2 separate regions of the Homo sapiens genome follow, and region 2 is linked to region 1. Evidence: chromatin contacts called from ENCODE Hi-C or POLR2A ChIA-PET data. All regions are on one chromosome and are shown on one strand. Each heading gives the region's core, a stretch centred on a gene start or an enhancer-like site at or near the end of the contact. The rest is flanking DNA. Distances are from core to core; before and after follow the strand shown. Region 1 has its middle 6.1 kb from the start of TRW-CCA2-1. Region 2 holds the start of ULK2 (unc-51 like autophagy activating kinase 2).

Region 1 (4,249 bases), core at 612-3,111:
ATGTCTAAGCTCTCCAGCTGACTGGCAGACACGCCCCATTCCCTACCTCTGCCCCCTCCTCAGCCAAAGACATTCCAAACCTGAAAATCTAGTTCAAGCCATGATGGGAAGAGGAGTCTACATGCCTCATGATACCCTTCTCCCTTTGGAATTCAGGTACAAGGGACCAATATTAATGTTAAAATAAAGATCTGGCAGGGCGCAGTGGCTCATGCCTGTAATCCCAGCACTTTGGGAGGCCAAGGCAGGTGGATCACCTGAGGTCAGGAGTTTGAAACCAGCCTGGCCAACATGGTGAAACCCCGTCTCTACTAAAAATACAAAAATTAGCCAGGCATGGTGGCCGGCACCTGTGATCCCAGCTACTTGGGAGGCTGAGGCAGGAGAGTTGCTTGAACCTAGGAGGCAGAGGTTGCAATGAGCCAAGATCAGGCCACTGCACTCCAGCCTGGGCAACAAGAGCAAAACTCCGTCTCAAAATAAATAAATAAATAAAAATAAATAATAATAAAAAAAATAAGATAAAGATCTTAAGACTGACAAAACAATGTCTTTATAGGTACCAAATTCCAATCTGACTCTAGTATAGCATCACATGACAGATAGCAGGCCCCGAAAGAAATCAATGTATTTTATTCCAGAATATATATATATATATATATATATTTTTTTTTTTTTTTTTTTTTTTTTTTTGAGACAGAGTTTCACTCTTATCACCCAGGCTGGAGTGTAATGGTGTGATCTCAGCTCACTGCAACCTCTGCATCCCGGGTTCAAGCAATTCTCCTGCCTCAGCCTCCTGAGTAGCTAGGATTACAGGTGCGTGCCATCATGCCTGGCTAATTTTTGTATCTTTAGTAGAGATGGAGTTTCACCATATTGGCCAGGCTGGTCTTGAACTCCTGACCTCAAGTGATCCACCCGCATAGGCCTCCCAAACTGCTGGGATTACAGGTGTGAGGCACCATGCCCAGCCCCAGAATATATATTTTTTGACATATTTTGAAATGGCCCTGCAAAGCTGTCTCTTGTAGAGGAAATTTGTATCCTGTAGAGAATCCCCCTCCCTTTCCAGGTCTTTTTCCTGGTCCAGGAGAGATTAAGAGTCTGGTACCTTTTCAGGCCTGATAAGAGCTCTAAAGCCCGCTTCCTGGAGGCTTCCTCTGCATGAACAGAAACTTGATCTCCACAACCCCCATTTCCAGACACTCCTTTCTATTGATGCCAGGTTTTTAGATCATAACTTAACTCTTTCAACCAATTGCCAATCAGAAAATCTTGGAATCCACCTATGACCTGGAAGCCTCAATCCACCTCCATCACTCCCAGCTCTCACTCCCCTCTTTGAGTTATCCTGTCTTTCCATACAGAACCAATGTACACCTTAAATATATAGATTGATGTCTGCAAGTTCTCTCCCCCTAAAATGTATAAAATCACACTGTGACCCAACCACCTTGGGCACATATTCTCAGGACCTCATGGGGCTGTGTCACAAGTTGTGATCCTCATATTTGGTTCAGAATAAATCTCTTCCAATATTCTCCAGAATATGGCTCTTTTTGACAGTAGCTCTTCTAGAATTATTAATATTTCCAAGGCTAAGAAACTCATCACTAGATCAGTCAGCAAAAGAAGATTGTGTAAGTTCAGAACTTAGACCAAGAGTGTGTTCCACTGTCACCCAGCTCCAAGACAGGGACCCGTTGATTCTGTGACCTGCATGCTGCGATGGATCATTCAAATGCACAACAGGCTCCTGAGGCCATCACAGGCCGCCTGGCTCTTGTCAGGCCCTCCTGGTGGGGAGATTTTGACCACAGTTAGCAAAGGATAGAGCAAAGGACAGTTTCGCTGTCTAAAAAGCAAAATCTCAGAACACCGGCAGAGGGCGCAAACGGCAAGCCCAGGAATCACAGGGACGTCACTGCGAACATCTTTTTCCTCCAACATAGAACTAATTAACTTTGTGCTTGGGTATTCTCTAAAATAATTTCTGGAAAACCATGTAACCCTTGTACATTTTCTAAGTGGGCATAAAACATTTTCACCATAATTAAAAATAGTTGCGAGGGCTGGCATATCGCAAATAGTAACATTTAAAAATAAAACGATTACATCATTGTTTTAAATATATCCAATGACATATACACAACACAATTTGATACTGTCACCCATTTTTTAAAAATACATGAACAAGTTCTTCCTTAACAGTCAGAATCATTCATCTTTCCTTTTTCTCTTCATATTTCCGTTCCTTCCCCCATCAATTTGTAATATACTTTTATGCTGAAAGTCTTTTATTTACCACTCTACCATGACTCTTGCCACAAAAATACAAATGTAAATTGAAAATTAAAATGTCTCATTTCCTGAGACCTTCAAAGGCTAAGTATTAACAATTTTTCTTTGGGATAGAATTATCACTATTTTAAAAAATATTTTTTGGCTCCCTCAAATCATGGGAACTATAATTAATATCAACACAGCATTGCTACAAACAACACAAATATATTACACATCTTGATAATGTATTATGAGGTTTTGAAGTTGTCAGACTGCCTCTTTGGCACCTGACAAGTGTTTCCACCTTGGAGCAATGTGAGGTACAATGTAGGTGAGAAGGTGTCTTTCTTTAGTGACAAATACACTGAGAAGAGAAAGGAGAAGGCAGTTTTAACCAGAAACTTGGGAATCTGGAACAGTAGTTGCTTTTTTTTTTTCTTTGAGATGGAGTCTCACTCTGTCGCCCAGGCTGGAGTGCAATGGCATGGTGGCATGATCTCGGCTCACTGCAGCCTCTGCCTGCTGGGTTCAAGCAATTCTTCTGCCCCAGCCTCTCGAGTAGCTGGAATTACAGGCACCTGCCATCGTGCGCAGATAATTTTTGTATTTTTGTAGAGACAGGGTTTCACCATGTTGGCCAGGCTGGTCTTGAACTCCTGACCTCAGGTGATCCACCTGCCTCTGCCTCCCAAAGTGCTGGGATTACAGTCATGAGCCTTAAAACTTTCCTTGTCACACACAGTATTCCCTTGTCACATACAGTATTGACTACTCCAGTTTGAAGATGCGGTCAAAACCTGCTATGGAGAGACTGGGAAAGCTGACCGAGCCAGTGGCCCACTGGAGGGACCACAGCAGAGCAGACGGAGCAATAACATTCCAGATGCTGGGGGAGGAGCACACCCCAAGGTCTTTGCATGGCCCCGGAGTGCTGGGCCAGATGTCACTCAGCCAAGTCAACCCAAAGGAAGCCTGGAGACCGAGTCACAGGTAGAATCTGTGCAAAGGGAGGAGTAGACATTTTAAAAAAGAAAAAGAAAAACGCAATTTTCCCAAATAGCTTTGTTACTTTTTGACAAGGAATAACAGAACACCCGTGAGTAGGTAGTTTTTCTGTTTAAAAAAAAAAATTTTTTTTGAGACATAGTTGCGCTCTCTCACCCAGGCTGGAATGCAGTGGCACCATCTTGGCTCACTGCAACCTCTGCCTCTCAGGTTCAAGCGACTCTCCTGCCTTAACCTCCCGAGGAGCTAGGATTACAGGCGCCCACCGCCACGCTAATTTTTGTATTTTTTAGTAGAGACGGAGTTTTGCCATGTTGCCCAGGCTAGTCTCAAATTCCTGACCTCAGGAGATCTGCCTGGCTCGGCCTCTCAAAGTGCTGGGCTTGAGCCACCACTCCCGGCCTGTTTTAAATGTTTTAACTTGGGTTAAAGTGTTTCTATTTTAAGTGTTACATATGTCTATAGTCTATTTAATTGCCTTACTTTGCAATAAGACACTGAAATAATTTATAGCTCTTTAAACTCCACTTTTAGGGGCTGGATACAGTGGCTCACGCCTATAATCCCAATGCCTTAGGAAGGCCAAGGTGGAGGGATCGCTTGAGGCCTGGAGTTCAAGCCTAGCCTGGCCAACATGGCAAGACTGCTACCCCCAACTATTATTATTCTGAGACAGGATATCTCTCTGTTACCGAGGATGGAATGCAGTGGTGCCGTCAGAGCTCACTGGGACCTTGAACTCCTGGGCTCAAGGAATCCTGATGCCTCAGCCTCCTGTCTGTCTGGGGCTACCAGCATGTCCACACCTGACTAATTTTTGTATTTTTTTGTAGCAATGGGGTCTCACTATGTTGGCCAGGCTGGTACGGACTACTGGCTTCAAGTGATCCTCCAGCCTCAGCCTCCCAAAGGGGTGAGATTATGGGTGTGAGCCACCCCACCTGGCCTAGTTATTTTT
Region 2 (4,249 bases), core at 1,127-3,626, 350 kb after region 1:
TTAAAAATAGCTTCCGAGTACTCAATGTTTTAAAAAAGTGAGCATGCAAAAAGGAGAGCAACAGTTGAAAATTCTCAAACTTGGACCCAACTACCAAAATTGAAAAGGATGGCAGCATGTATTCATTTAAATTAAGTTTTAACCTTATATGAATACTACTACATAAAGTAACATACCTTTAAGATTTTAATTTCCTTTCCAAGCAGTATTTGTGATTTTGACAAGTTCTTTTTATTAATACTTTTAATAGCTACCTCCCAATCAGTTTTCTGAAAAGGAAAAACAGTGTTACTCCTAGATACCATTCCACATAAATAACAGAAAAAAATTTACAAGCGCGAAGGTGTTTTTGGCAAATAAATGTACGGCATTGGGGAAAAATGGAATTATTTTCAATAATTGGAAAGTGATTTCATAAATTATAGTGCAATATGCCAAGATCCTACAACACAACTTCTAAAAATAACAAATATGAAGTCCACATGGTAACTAACATTAAATGAAAAAAGAACAGTTCACAACCACTTCAAAGTTATGGACAAATGTAGAAATAAACTTGGAAGGTGATACAGTTAATTGAAAAGTTATTTGTTAGCTTGGAAGGATTACACCGTGCTTGAGTTCTAAATTATTTTCCTAATAAATGAAAAGTAGGCCGGGAGCCGTGGCTCACACCTGTAATCCCAGCACTTTGGGAGGCTGAGGCGGGCAGATCGGATCACCTGAGGTCAGGAGTTCAAGACCACACTGGCCAACGTGGTGAAACCCCATCTCTACTAAAAATACAAAAAAAAAAAAATTAGGCGGGCGTGGTGGCGGGCACCTGTAATCCCAGCTACTCAGGAGGCTGAGGCAGGAGAATCGCTTGAGCCCGGGAGGCAGCGGTTGCAGTGAGCGGAGATCTCGCCACGGCACTCCAGCCTCGGCGACAAAGCGAGACTCTGTCTCAAAAATAAATAAATAAATAAATAAGAAAAGTAGCATTACTTCATCCGATAAGCAACAAAGTCAGCCCACTTTTAACACGCCCCTTGGGCAACAATCAGAACTGCCACACCCTTTAAGATTATTTCCACTCCCGATATGCCTTTCCAAATTCTTTAGATTCTAAAACCTCGTGTAACTGTACTTGCGAAACAGCAAAGGCTTAAAACAATTTTTTTAAGGCTTAAAGGTGATTTCATGTTCAAGGTGATTGAAAATGAATTGTCCAACCACCTTTCTCACCCGGAGCTCGTCTATCTGACTCCGGGGGGGAAAACGGTACGGGGGCTCTTCGGGGTGCAGGGGACCAGTGCTGGGAAAGGTGACACCTCCCAGGCTGCGAAAGCCTGAGGCTAATGGGACATCCGCCCATTTTCCGCTGGGTCTGTAATTATCAACCTCAAAAGTGACCAGCCCTGGGCACGGGGAAAAAAACCAAAGGTCCATTCACGCCCAACCCTCGAGTCTGCACGGTGCAGTACCGTCTATTTTGGGTCCAGGGTAACCTGGGTGCAAACGCTCCTGCGGGCGGACCGCGGGGTGGGCCCCGGGCACACAGGAGGATCAGCAGCAGCCGGTCGGTAGGCGGAGCGCTGCCAGAGGCTTGGGCCTCACAACAACCCTCACAGGACCAAAACAAACGGCGAGACGGGCTGCGCGCACAATAGCATACCCGGGCGGCTAGCCGAGTCGGGGGTCTCGGCTCGCGGCTGCGCCAAGTTTCAGAACCACCTAGCCCCGTGCCTGCCGCCCGGGGCCCGGCCTCGCCCCGGCCGGCGCTCACCTGGCGGTGCCGCCCCCGGAAGACCACGGCGAAGGCCCCGTGTCCCACGAGATCCCTCTTGCTGTACTCGAAGTCACCCACCACCTCCATGGCCGCGCCCCCGGGGCACACAGCGGACGGGCGGGCGGCGCAGTGCGGCGCAGGTATCAGCACCGCGGCTCCGCGGGCCCGGAGCGCGCCAGCGTGCGGCGGGTCTGGGGCAGCCGCAGCCCCGGGCCCGGGCGGACTCTCATGCCGAGAGACCGGAGCGGAAACTGGGGAAGCTGCCGCGCGGAGCCAGGGTCAGCGAGGCCCGGCCCGGCCCCTGCCGCTCATGGCCCGGCCTGCCGCCGGCCGCTGGCTGTCTGGCGAAGCGGCCTCGGCGCTGCCGGGCCAGGGGTGCCGTCACCGTCACTGTGCGCGCCCAGAGCCGCACACGCGCTCTGAGGCAGTGAGGGGCCCGGTACTCTCCATCCCCAGCTCGTCGGGCCTCCTCGGCCCTCCCCGCTCGGGGCGCTGCTGCGACGGCGACGGCCGCCGCCCTAGAACCCGCACCGCCGCGGCCCCGCGCTTCCCCGCCTCGCGGCGGCGCCCAACGCCCTCGCGCGCGCTACCCGCTCCCGCGCGACTGGCTGCCCTCCGCGACGTCCGCGCGCCTTGAAGGCCGCAGCGCCAGCCGGCTCCCTCCGCCGGGGAAAGGAGTGCGGCCAGGGCTTGGCGCCCGCAGCTGGGCAGATCCTCGGCCGCTCCTGAGGCGGGGACGAAGGGCGCGACCCGCTGCGGCCACAGCGGGTTACGGGCTGCGGGCTCCGTTCTGGGCCTGGGGAGCAGATTCGAGCCGACCACGCCCCGGGCTCCAGGCCGCTGGGAGGCGGACTTCAGAGAAGCGGGTCTTGAACCCCAGCTGCAGGCAGGACGGGATTATCTGCGCAGGGTAGACCCCCAGATTCCTGCCAGAGCAAAGGAGCAACTGCTACTCCAGGCTTTGCCCGCGCTCTGGAAAACCAGAGTTCACGCTGCCAAACTGCCAGCCTTCGGACGCCTCTCGGGGTTTACTCGCTTAGGATCCCTAGAGGGACGGTGACAGGCGGGATTCTGCACCTTTTGGGGGTCCCTTGACTGCGAGAAGCTGGTGACAGCTCAGGGCCCTCTTCGCAGAGAATCGTTTCTGCACACCGACTCAGAATCGCACACGTTTTCAAGGTTCTCCTGGGAGCTCCTAGTGTCAGGCTAGTTTGACCTCGGGCTTACTTCACATGGCCGAAGGGAGCTTTCTTTTCTACCTGATTGTTAAAGCTGTCCAAGTGACAAGGAACAGATTGTCAGGTTTCCCGCAAAGAAGTGTCTTATGAAACCATTTAATAAACAATATGCTTGAAACTACCATGGAATACGCAGGCTCCACACTTGAGTGTGTGTTCGGTTGTATAGGGTATGTGCTTTTGGGGTCTGTCACCACCTCGACTGCCACTGCCTGTCCCTGCAAGCTGATCTCTGAACCATGACAGAGTCAGCTCCAGGATTCTGAGAGAACGCTCCTTCCTCACACGCTCAAAACGTAGGGCCTTGAGTTTCTGCTTCTGCTACTGTGCACGCTTACGTTATCCTGTCCTTACTTACATCTGGCCCAGGTGGTTGTGTTAGACACTGAAAATCTGGAGCCTTCAAAAGTTGACAGCAACTTAAGCAAGTTTGCACATACACCCAAAAATGGATGGAGATGATTCCTTACCTCACTGAAAGATTCTCTACAGTCTATTTTTTTGTTTACTTTTTTTTTTTTTTTTTTTTTTGAGACAGAATCTTACTCTGTCACCCAGGCTGGAGTGCGGTAGCACAATCTTGGTTCACTGCAACCTCTGCCTCCCAAGTGCAAGTGATTCTGCTGCCTGAGCCTCCCAAGCAGCTAGAATTACAGGCACGCACCACCACGCCCAGCTAATTTTTGTATCTTAGTAGAGATGGGGTTTCACCATGTTGGCCAGGCTGGTCTCAAACTCCCAACTTCAAGGGATCAGCCTGTCTCGGCCTCTCAAAGTGCTGGGATTACAGGCGTGAGCCACCACGCCCGGCCTGTTTTTTGTTTTGAGACAGAGTCTTGCTCTGTTGCCCAGGCTGGAGTGCAATGGCATGATCTCGGCCCACTGCAGCCTCCGCCTCCTGGGTTCAAGTGATTCTCCTGCCTCAGCCTCCCAAGTATCTGGGATTGCAGACCTGCACCACCATGCCCGGCTAATTTTTTTTTTTTTAGTAGAGGTGGGGTTTCACCATGTTGGCTAGGCTGGTCTCAAAACTCCCAACTTCAAGCGATCCGCCCACTTCGGCCTCCCAAAGTGCTGGGATTATAGGTGTGAGCCACCTCACCTAGCCACATGAAGGTTTTTTGTTTGTTTGTTTGTTTGTTTTGAGACGGAGTCTTGCTCTGTCGCCCAGACTGGAGTGCAGTGGCACGATCTCAGCTCACTGCAAGCTCTGCCTCCCGGGTTCACGCCATTCTCCTGC

The links. A loop is a pair of places that touch in the nucleus more often than their neighbours do. ChIA-PET counts read pairs that join two places held with the same protein, here RNA polymerase II (POLR2A). Pooled maps may share reads with other maps.
Region 2: a loop to region 1 is called in a pooled map, with 7 times the contacts of the local background. The contact joins the promoter of ULK2 here to the enhancer-like site in region 1. A Hi-C loop is called at or near these places in 1 of 168 maps with a recorded cell type or tissue (naive thymus-derived CD4-positive, alpha-beta T cell), 3 of 37 single-sample maps with no recorded cell type and 11 of 50 pooled maps. POLR2A ChIA-PET finds 5 or more read pairs at or near these places in 4 of 52 experiments (HEK293, OCI-LY7, activated CD4-positive, alpha-beta T cell and 1 more).

What each region holds. Positions count from the first base shown.
Region 1 is chr17:19,512,195-19,516,443 of GRCh38, forward strand. No RefSeq gene overlaps it. Among named protein-coding and RNA genes, the nearest start is that of TRW-CCA2-1, 6.1 kb to the left of the region's middle. Within about 2 kb of position 1,862, at least 13 of the 41 ENCODE cell types and tissues checked have a DNase peak (open chromatin) inside an H3K27ac peak, as active enhancers do.
Region 2 is chr17:19,865,560-19,869,808 of GRCh38, forward strand. ULK2 (unc-51 like autophagy activating kinase 2) reads right to left here and starts at 2,377. Exons shown (of 27, transcript NM_014683.4): 1 at 1,769-2,377; 2 at 177-269. The coding sequence starts at 1,858. RefSeq lists an enhancer at 1,494-2,002 and silencers at 1,581-1,760, 1,841-2,430.